3 separate regions of the Mus musculus genome follow, and all the other regions are linked to region 2. The links are chromatin contacts, found by Hi-C or POLR2A ChIA-PET in ENCODE. All regions are on one chromosome and are shown on one strand. The core of a region is the stretch at or near the end of the contact, and the rest is flanking DNA. Distances in the headings are between cores, read along the strand shown. Region 1 holds the start of Acvr2b (activin receptor IIB). Region 2 holds the start of Xylb (xylulokinase homolog (H. influenzae)). Region 3 holds the start of Oxsr1 (oxidative-stress responsive 1).

What was found. Hi-C counts contacts between places; a loop is a spot of excess contacts on that map. ChIA-PET counts read pairs that join two places held with the same protein, here RNA polymerase II (POLR2A).
Region 1: a loop to region 2 is called in a map of heart, with 5 times the contacts of the local background. The contact joins the promoter of Acvr2b here to the promoter of Xylb in region 2. A Hi-C loop is called at or near these places in 14 of 37 maps with a recorded cell type or tissue (Patski, adrenal gland, gastrocnemius and 3 more). POLR2A ChIA-PET finds 5 or more read pairs at or near these places in 4 of 5 experiments (Patski and embryonic stem cell).
Region 3: a map of left cerebral cortex shows a loop between it and region 2 (4-fold over the local background). The contact joins the promoter of Oxsr1 here to the promoter of Xylb in region 2. A Hi-C loop is called at or near these places in 3 of 37 maps with a recorded cell type or tissue (heart, left cerebral cortex and regulatory T cell). POLR2A ChIA-PET finds 5 or more read pairs at or near these places in 4 of 5 experiments (Patski and embryonic stem cell).

Annotation. Positions count from the first base shown.
Region 1 is chr9:119,400,784-119,403,483 of GRCm38, forward strand. It overlaps Acvr2b (activin receptor IIB), which reads left to right and starts at 1,395. Exons shown (of 11, transcript NM_001313757.1): 1 at 1,395-1,814. The coding sequence starts at 1,763.
Region 2 is chr9:119,355,812-119,358,694 of GRCm38, forward strand. It overlaps Xylb (xylulokinase homolog (H. influenzae)), which reads left to right and starts at 1,570. Exons shown (of 19, transcript NM_001033209.3): 1 at 1,570-1,896. The coding sequence starts at 1,795.
Region 3 is chr9:119,320,952-119,323,936 of GRCm38, forward strand. It overlaps Oxsr1 (oxidative-stress responsive 1), which reads right to left and starts at 1,476. Exons shown (of 18, transcript NM_133985.2): 1 at 1,054-1,476. The coding sequence starts at 1,123.

The DNA of each region.
Region 1 (2,700 bases), core at 145-2,644, 45 kb after region 2:
ACACACACACACACACACACACACACACACATGCATGCACACATACACATACAAACACACATATAAATAAGTAAAATATAATAAAAATCTTAAAAGAAATAGAAGATACACTTAGCAACGTGAATGGACCCTAGTGACATCTAAGGAGCCCCTCAGCCCTCTGCTGTTAAAGCTGCCCAGATGTGAGATGGAGGGTGCTGGTGGCACGGGGCATATGGAAACATATGACTGTATGTTGGATGCACATAGATACAGGCAAGAGAGCACACACACAATCAATCAATAAACGAACGAAAAATAGGAAGAGTCACAGATGGACTGCGAGCTCGAGGCCACCTGAGGATTACATAAGGAGAGGAAAAAGACCACATTTAAGAGCAAAGGTTGTCAGACAAGGTGCAGACTTCTTGGGAAGCTGAGGATCCCTACCTCAACACCAAAGCCGTAGCAGAAAGAAACTCTACCCAAGTCTGGAGGACTTCAACACCGTCATTTTCATAAGGGAAGTCCGAGGCTCGAGCAAATGAAATGACCCAGGCTGGGGGGGGGGGGCGGCGGGGGGGAGCGTCCTTCCTCCTATGACCCACTGCTCTTGGTGAGGCAGGAGGTAACTATCCGAGGATTCCATAGCATTTTTTTCCCCTGAGTAGTGACTGGCTTTTCCAGTGTAGCTGGGAGGCCGATTGCTCTCACACTCTGATTGTGTAACATCTGAAATGGAGGGATCTGGTGTGTGTGCGTGTGTGAAAGGAACAGAGGCATGTTCTGAACAGATCTTTAGAGGTGGGAGGAGTGCTGAAGGTAAGATGAAGGATGCTGGATTGCTGAGGATCCTTCAGAAAGCAGGTCGCCAACAGTTCTTTCCCACCTGCAGCTGCTCTGTGGGTCCTCCTCTGCTTGGAGATAACTGTGCGTGCGTTGTGAGGAACTGCTGTCAATTCAGACTTCAGCGTTTTCCTGCCAATTAATTAGCCCATAAATGGGAGCTGGAGGGCAGAGGTCCTAGGTTATGGGGACCAGGAGCTACCCACTCACTCAGGGGTCCCAGAGGAGCGTGCATCCCGTAGCGTGGGCTCCATAGCACGGGGCAGGAAAGCACCAGCCAAGTTGTGGGCAGTCCAATCCCACCAGCTCGGAGAGCGCGCCCCGCCTAGCCCTAGAGTCTGGTGCTGCAGGCGCGCTGTCTCCAGAGGGCGCGGGCTGGGGGGCGGAGCCTCGGTGTTGTTGTTCCTCTCCGGCCCCGCCCCCAAGGGGGGCGCGGACCACGCGGCCGGAGGGCCCGCCTCCCCTCCCCCTCCCCGCCCAGCTCGCCCGCCTCTTTGTATCCAACATCCGGGTTTCCCCGCTGGCTCGGCTCCGTGGCCACCGCTCAGGAGCCATTTTGGACTCGGTTCAGGTCCCCTCCCCCACCCCTCCCCCGTTCATGGCCCCTCCGGACTCGGCCCCTGCGCCCGGGGCCCGGGCCCAGCCCCGTTGCGCCATGCCCGCGTCGGGCGCGCCCTGGCCCGCGCCCCGCCGCCGCCCCCCGGCTCCCGCGTCGCCCCATAGCCCGGGCCGCACTGCGCGCCGCCCGCAGCGGCCCTGAGCCCCTATCTCCGCATACTGCCTGGGAACCGAAGCGCAGAAGCGCGCGCTCCTGGAAGCGAGACCCAGAGAAGGAGCGGGAAGCAGAGCGCAGCCGCCGCCGGGCCCTGCGCGCCCCGGGAGCGCAGCGCGGCCCTGCCCGCGGGCTCCGGGTGTCCGCGGGGCGGCGCCGCGGAACATGACGGCGCCCTGGGCGGCCCTCGCCCTTCTCTGGGGATCGCTGTGCGCCGGTAAGGACCGGGCGCGTCGTGGGGGTGCAGGGACCTGGGGCGCGCGGTGTTTACCAACAAAGGGCGGCCCCGCGGCCTCGGCGCCGCGCCACCTGCCTGGGATCGGGGTCGCGCGGGGCGCTCTGGTGCTTGCGATCTTAGAGGCGAGCTCGCCCGTGCGGTTCCTCTGCGCGATTCTGGCTCGCAGAGGTTCTAGGTGATGGGGGAACCTGGAGCGTCAGGGTCGGGGTTCAGGTTCCGCGGGTGTGCGGACCCCAGGGATAGAGCGGGGAAAACCTAAGCGTGGGGAAGGCGGCCAAGCGGGGTGGGCATCTAATTGGGGGCGGCTGGGTTGGGGCTGCTCGCCCCTGAGAGTCATAGGTGTCGCAAAGCGAAGCGGACGGCTTTCCATAGCCCGCCCGGAGTCCTCTGCATCCCGTCCCGCCACTCCGCGTCGCGATCCTCATGCGAGTGGCTCCTACCTGCGCCCGCTTTTCTTGCAGCGGGCCGCAGATGCGCCCTCGTGGGACCGCTTTTGTTTTGGGCAACTGGGAGTGGAGAAGGGTTGAAGAGGCGAACCAACAGGTCTCAGATCGCTTCGGCCGGCACGTGGCGGGCGTGAGTGACCCGCGGTCAGCTCGCAGCCGCCTGCGGGCTGTGGATAGCTGGTGCGCGTCTGCTTGGGACTAGAAGGTGTGGGTGTGTACGCACGAAGTTGTGTTGGGAAAGCGCTTTCTCCCCCAAAGCCTAGGCACTGATTTCTGTGTCCCGATGGTGCTGAAGCGTGCTCAACTTTGTAGGAGCTCCGGGGCGGGCTTAGGGCAGTTCCAGGAAACGTGGACAGTCGGGCATTAAGACTCCAGAGAAAAGATCGTGGAGATTAGGACGGCTGGTGCCCGGTGGCTGG
Region 2 (2,883 bases), core at 320-2,819:
GCTCAACATCTCCACTCAGACACCCCAGAGGGGCCTCAAACGTTCTAGCTAAATTACTAGGTCATCCACATCGCCCAGCCTGAGTTCATTTCCGTGTGTCCAACAAAGAGTGTGAAGCCCTCTCCATCTGGCAATGGCCTCTTGTGGCCCCACCCCCACCCCATTTTGAGACTAGGTTTCACCGTGTAGTCCTGGCTGTCCTGGAACTTTCTATGTAAAGTAGACTAGTCTTGAAATCCCAGAGATCTGCCTCCTCCTGCCTCCAGAATGCATTTCTCCATTCTTTACACTGGGCACCCACACCTTTTGCTGACATCATTCACTAAGCTCTTTTCTGAGGTTCTCAGACAGGCGCACTGTGAGCATACTGTTCAGGGGTGGGGACAAGAGTCTTGAGTAGCAGAGACACCGCCACTGCCACCGCCACCTGAGCTCAGCCCAGACAGTCTGCTGACCTGTGGGTCACGATAACAGATGAGTTCTAACTGGGAATCGTGGCTTCCACCTGCAATCACAGCATTTGGGAGAGTGAGGCAGGAGGATCAGGAATTCAAGGCTAGTCCCAGCTACACTGTAAATTCAAGGCCAGCCTGGGGTATGTGAGACCTTATCTTATAGCAGATCATGTCAGGCCACACTTGGTGTTACAGGCCTTCAATCTCGTGGGAGGCTCTGGTGGGAGGATTGTAAATTCAAGGCCAATCTGGGCAGGAGGAATTTTTTGAGCCTAGTCAAGACTGTCAAAACAAACAATAGAAGGAGGAAGAGAGGGAGGGAGAGAGAGAGATTGATTGATTATTAATTATTATTATTATTATTGAGACAGATCTTGCTATGTATCCCAGGCTGGCCTCAAACTCATGGGCCTCCAGTACTACTATCCCAAATTTAATTAAGATTTTTATTTTTATTTTATTTTTTAGTTGACTCTAGGGCACAGGTCAGACAAAAGCAATATCTTCGGCCTTCACTTCTTTTTTTTTTTTTTCTTTTCTTTCCTTTCATTTATCTATTTTTGGCGTGGGCATCGTCTCACCGTGTAGCCTTGGCTGACCTAGAACTTGCTATGCACCAACACGCCCAGCTTGACCTTCAGTAGACCACCCCCCCATTTTACTTTTGTGACAAGTGTCTCTGTTATATAGCTATGACTGCCCTGGAATTCTCAATGTAGACTAGACTGGCCTTGAACTCACAGACATCTTCCTGTCTCTGTCTCCTGAGTGCTGGGATTGAAGGCAGGCACCACCACAACTGGCTTCTTCTGCCTCTTTTTAATTTTATTTTGAGACAGGGTTTCAACCATTTACCTTGTTTTGGTTTGGTTTGGTTTTGGGTTTTGGTTTTTCGAGACAGGGTTTCTCTGTATAGTCCTGGCTGTCCTGGAACTCACTTTGTAGACCAGGCTGGCCTCGAACCCAGAAATCTGCCTGCCTCTGCCTCCCAAGTGCTGGGATTAAAGGCGTGCACCACCACTGCTGTTACCCAGGCTGGTCTTGAATTTGAGATCCTCCTATTTTAGCCTCCCAAATGCTGGGATTATATTAGGTCGGCGCAGGGGTGAGTGTGGGTGGAGTGAAATTGGAGGGAAGCCACTGCGCTGCCTTGCTGGTGGGTAGCGACCACTAAGTGCCCCAGCCAGACGCAGTCCCACTCGCGACCTTCCCGCAGGCGGCGCCAGAGGGCATTCCCGCCTCGTGACTCCAGTCCAGAGTCCTGCGGGGCGTGGCGAAAGGCGGGCTCTGGCGTCTCTGAGCGACGGAGCGCAGCGACAGTCTCGCCGCTGCAGTACACATGGACGCACGGACGCACAGACGGGCGGCGGGAACCCCCAGGGCCCTGGCGGAGCGCGCGGGGCGCCGCTGTTGCCTGGGCTGGGACTTCAGCACGCAGCAGGTACGCGCGCGGGGCGAGGAGCGGGAGCCTGACGATGCTCTGCCAGCGAGAGGCTTCTCCCGGAAACCGCGGGTGACTCCCCGCGGAACCCGGAGTACACGTAGCGGGGGCGGAGGGCTGTGGGGGGGAGTACCTCGGGGGTCCACGCGAGTCTCGGCTGCAGATGGCTAGATTCCGAGACACTCCGCGCAAACACACTCCGCGAAAACAGCAGAGGTGTGCGCACATGCACAGCCTAGATCCGGATAATCCCTGAGCGCCTTTTCTTTACTTTTCTTTATTATTTTATTTTATATTTTGAGACAGAACTTTACTATGTAGCTTTGGCTGGCCCAGGTTCATTGTGTAGACCAGGTTGGCCTTGAACTCACAGTGATCCACTATCCGTAGCCTCCTGAGTGTTGGGTTTAAAGGAGGGTGCCACGCCAAGCACTTTTTTTTGTTAAAAGTGAAATGGGCATAGTATGCAAATGGACTTTGCCCGTTCCCTGCCTCCCCCAACCCCCTCTTGGCTGGCACTAGCGTGCCAGGGTCTGTGATTCCAGAACTGCCGGTCAGAGGTTGGTGTTCCCAGTGATAGCTGAGTGAATTAGCAATTTGCCTTCCAAGTAGGCATGGGACGTCCAGGAGGCATTCATCCTGCACGCTTGAGAAATAAGCATAGTAGCTGTGAGACCCTTCTCAGCCCGATGAGGAGAGTTGGAACCTGCGGCTCCCACTGGGGAACATCCCATAGAACTTAGTCACCTTGCCCTACTAGACCTGTTTCTCCATCTTCCCGAGCTTGGAATGGCTTCCTTAGGATGTCAGGTCTGACTTGACCATAGTCATGGCTCTGGGGGCAGCCTCTGGAGACAAGCCTCCTTGCCAGGTGCAGGACCATAGCCTCCATTGTTTGGAGAGTGGATTCTTGTAGACCGTGGGAGTTTCACCTGCCTCTCTCTGTGTGGCGCTCTCTCTCTCTCTCTCTCTCTCTCTCTCTCTCTC
Region 3 (2,985 bases), core at 226-2,725, 35 kb before region 2:
CTTTTTGTTTTTGCTCTCCTTAACACCGAGAAATAAACACTGGCACCTTTAAGGAAGCTCTGGGATTTTTGGCAGGTCTCTATTGTAAAGCTAATTTTAAGGTAGAATGCTATCAGTGTAGACAGACTTCTTCCAACAAACAGTGGTCTGCTGATTAAGCCTTTGTTTTGCTAAACCCATTTCCCTTCGATTTCTATGGCCACTGCATTACTGCTGGGCTACAAACTCTCCCTCATCCCTAGCCGCTTAACCTCCTCAAGCACGCTGCACCTCTGAGAGTAACAATCCATGCTTGCTGTCGACCAACTGGTATTCTCGGATCTTATTCAGGGCCACTTCACACATAATAGCCAGATTTATGGAGCGAGCCATGGTCCCTAGTTGAAGCCCTCCAAGGACAACTTGAAACTCCAAATCTTTACCATAGCTTTAAAGGTCCCTGAGACTAATGTGTGCCCTCTTTCTGGTCCCTCAACTTATCAAGCACTCTCTCTCTCCTCAGAGTCTAAGTATTTTCTTATTCCTCAATGGAGGGGGAAAGGCGATCTTCCTCCGACTCGCTTTGAGGGCTCAACTTTTCCTTGAAATCACGTAACTTGTTCAAACCACTCCTTATAACATCTTGCCCGGTTCCTTCCGGCCACCTACTGAGACCTGTTACCGCTTTTCCCATTCTTTCTATGTAGTTGACGTCTGCCTCCGGGATCTGAGAAGTCAGTTGTAAAGAGCTAGAGGCGGGTCTAACCTGCTCAGCACCGGTACCTGGAGCTGCCCTCAGCCTCACACCTGCGAAATAGTGCATCGTCGCGTGGATGCAGGGATGGACTCAAGTGCACAGACCCCACAATCCCAGAGCCACGCGGCTCTGCCCACGGACCCTAGTGCCCCCTGAGCCAGGCCTGCCGCCCATCCACATGGCTCTTCTGCACAGGACGCATCTGTCTCAGGTACGCTTCTCCCTCCGAAGGGAGCCCCACCCTAGGCGCACGGCTCGCACCAGTGCCCAGCAAGGCTCGGGCCCAGAACCCCGGCGCGTCGCCCCTCGGCTCTCACCTATCACCTCCTGCAGCTCGTAGTCGTCCCTGTTGATGGACCAGGGCAGGGCGCTCGAGTCCTCGGACATGACGGCTGCAGCGCCTGGCTCCGTGCTCCTCACGCTCCGGGCTCTCAGGTCACCTCGCCGCGCGCCTCCCCACGCCCAGCCGCCGCCCCCAACCCGCCGCTTGGCCCAGCCTTGGGGCGCACAACGCCGGGGCGCGCGGGTCAAGCGCGGCCCCGAGGCGGAGACGCGCGGCTGCGACCGACCTCGCCTCCCGCGGCTCCGCGTCCCGCAGTCCCCGGCCCAGCCCACGAGCCGGCCTTAACCTCCGCGGCACCGCGAAACAAGCTTCTACCCAGCCCTGCCCCTCCGTCCCGCCCTCCACCCGAACCCCAAGCACGGGCCAAACTTTCCCTTCTCCCTCCACCTGCCGACACGCAGCGCGCTGACGTCACCACGCCGGGGAAGCCTGGCCGCGGCTCGCCGCCCCCCGGCCGCCATCTTGAGTGTGGCCGGACAAGAGGCAAGCGAGAAGGAAGCCGGAAAGAGTGGAAGTCGATAGTTAGAGAGCAGAAGTGCTCGTGGAGGAGTTCACTGAGGGCGTCTGAAAGCCAAAACAGAGCAAACTGCCGCAGAACGAGGAGCCACACCAAGCATGGCGGCCACTGAGTGCTAAACCGAAGGAGCGGCGCTTCCTCTAGAAGCTGAGGGAGGGGCGTTGCCCTCTCTGCTTTGCATTCATTGGTTGGTTTGAGAAAGCATGAGAACGGCAACTGGAGCGTGTGGACATCAGTCATATGTTAGTCCCGCCTCCGGGAACTTGACTCCCAGTTCCTACCGAGCGCCAAAACCTTTCAGGACCGGGTTCGCTGAGGTGACGTCACGGCGTCACGGTCACACCCTCGAGACGTGCAAACCGCGCCCCGGGGTGTGGAGAAGCCCGAGGGAGCGGCCGGGTGGGGTGCGCGGACGAAGGCCAACTAGGATAAAAGGTCTTGCGGGCTCCCGAGTGGAGCCGGAAGCTCGGCCCGTGATGACATTTTTTTTTTTCCTAAGGCGGAAGTACTCAGCGCCGCCTCCAGGATCCGGGAGGAAGCGGTTTCTGTCTTTTCTCCGCTTCGGGTCTAAAGAAACAGCACCTGCCTGGGACCTAGGTTAGTTGTCTCTGCCCAGGCAGCGCCTTGACTGTTCAGTGGTTTCTGTCACGCGACTTAGGGGTCAGCTCTAGGCCCCCGGCCCTGGCTTTTGTCATCTTCACAAAAATAAGTTCCGTTTTCTTGGCCTTAGAAGATCGCGCTTTGGTGAAACAAAACATTAAAACATCAACCTGGACAGGGTCGCTGCGGACAAAGTGTTCAGCTGAGCAGCACTGCTGAGCTCTTCGGTGGGAAGGCCATGAGCGCGTCTGGTTGATAGGACTTATGGAACATCTCAAGAAGAGGTCCCATTTGGGCCAGACCTTACAGTGCTAAGGGGATCTCAGCAAACAGAAAATGGGAGGACAGAATATTCCAGACCCGGCAAAGGTGCAAGGTCTTGCTGTAGAAATGTGTTTCAGGGCTGGAGAAATGGCTCAGTGGTTGAGAGCACTGACTGCTCTTCCAGAGGTCCTGAGGTCAATTCCCAGCAACCACATGGTGGCTCACAACCATCTGAAATGGGATCCAATGCCCTCATTTGGTATGTCTAAATACAGCTACAGTGTACTCATATATATAAAATAAATAAAATCTTTAAAAAAAAAAATAAGGAAGGAAGGAAGGAAGAAATTTGTTGCAGCCACTACTTGTGACACATTTAGTGCGTGTGATAACTTTTTCTTGCTGGAAGAAGAATAAAAGTAACATCGAGAGGAAGTGGGGACAGATTGGAACTCTTCATGGTGTGTACCAATAGAAAACCAATAAGCCAAAAATAATCTGGAATTGTTGGGCTCTGTGGACCAC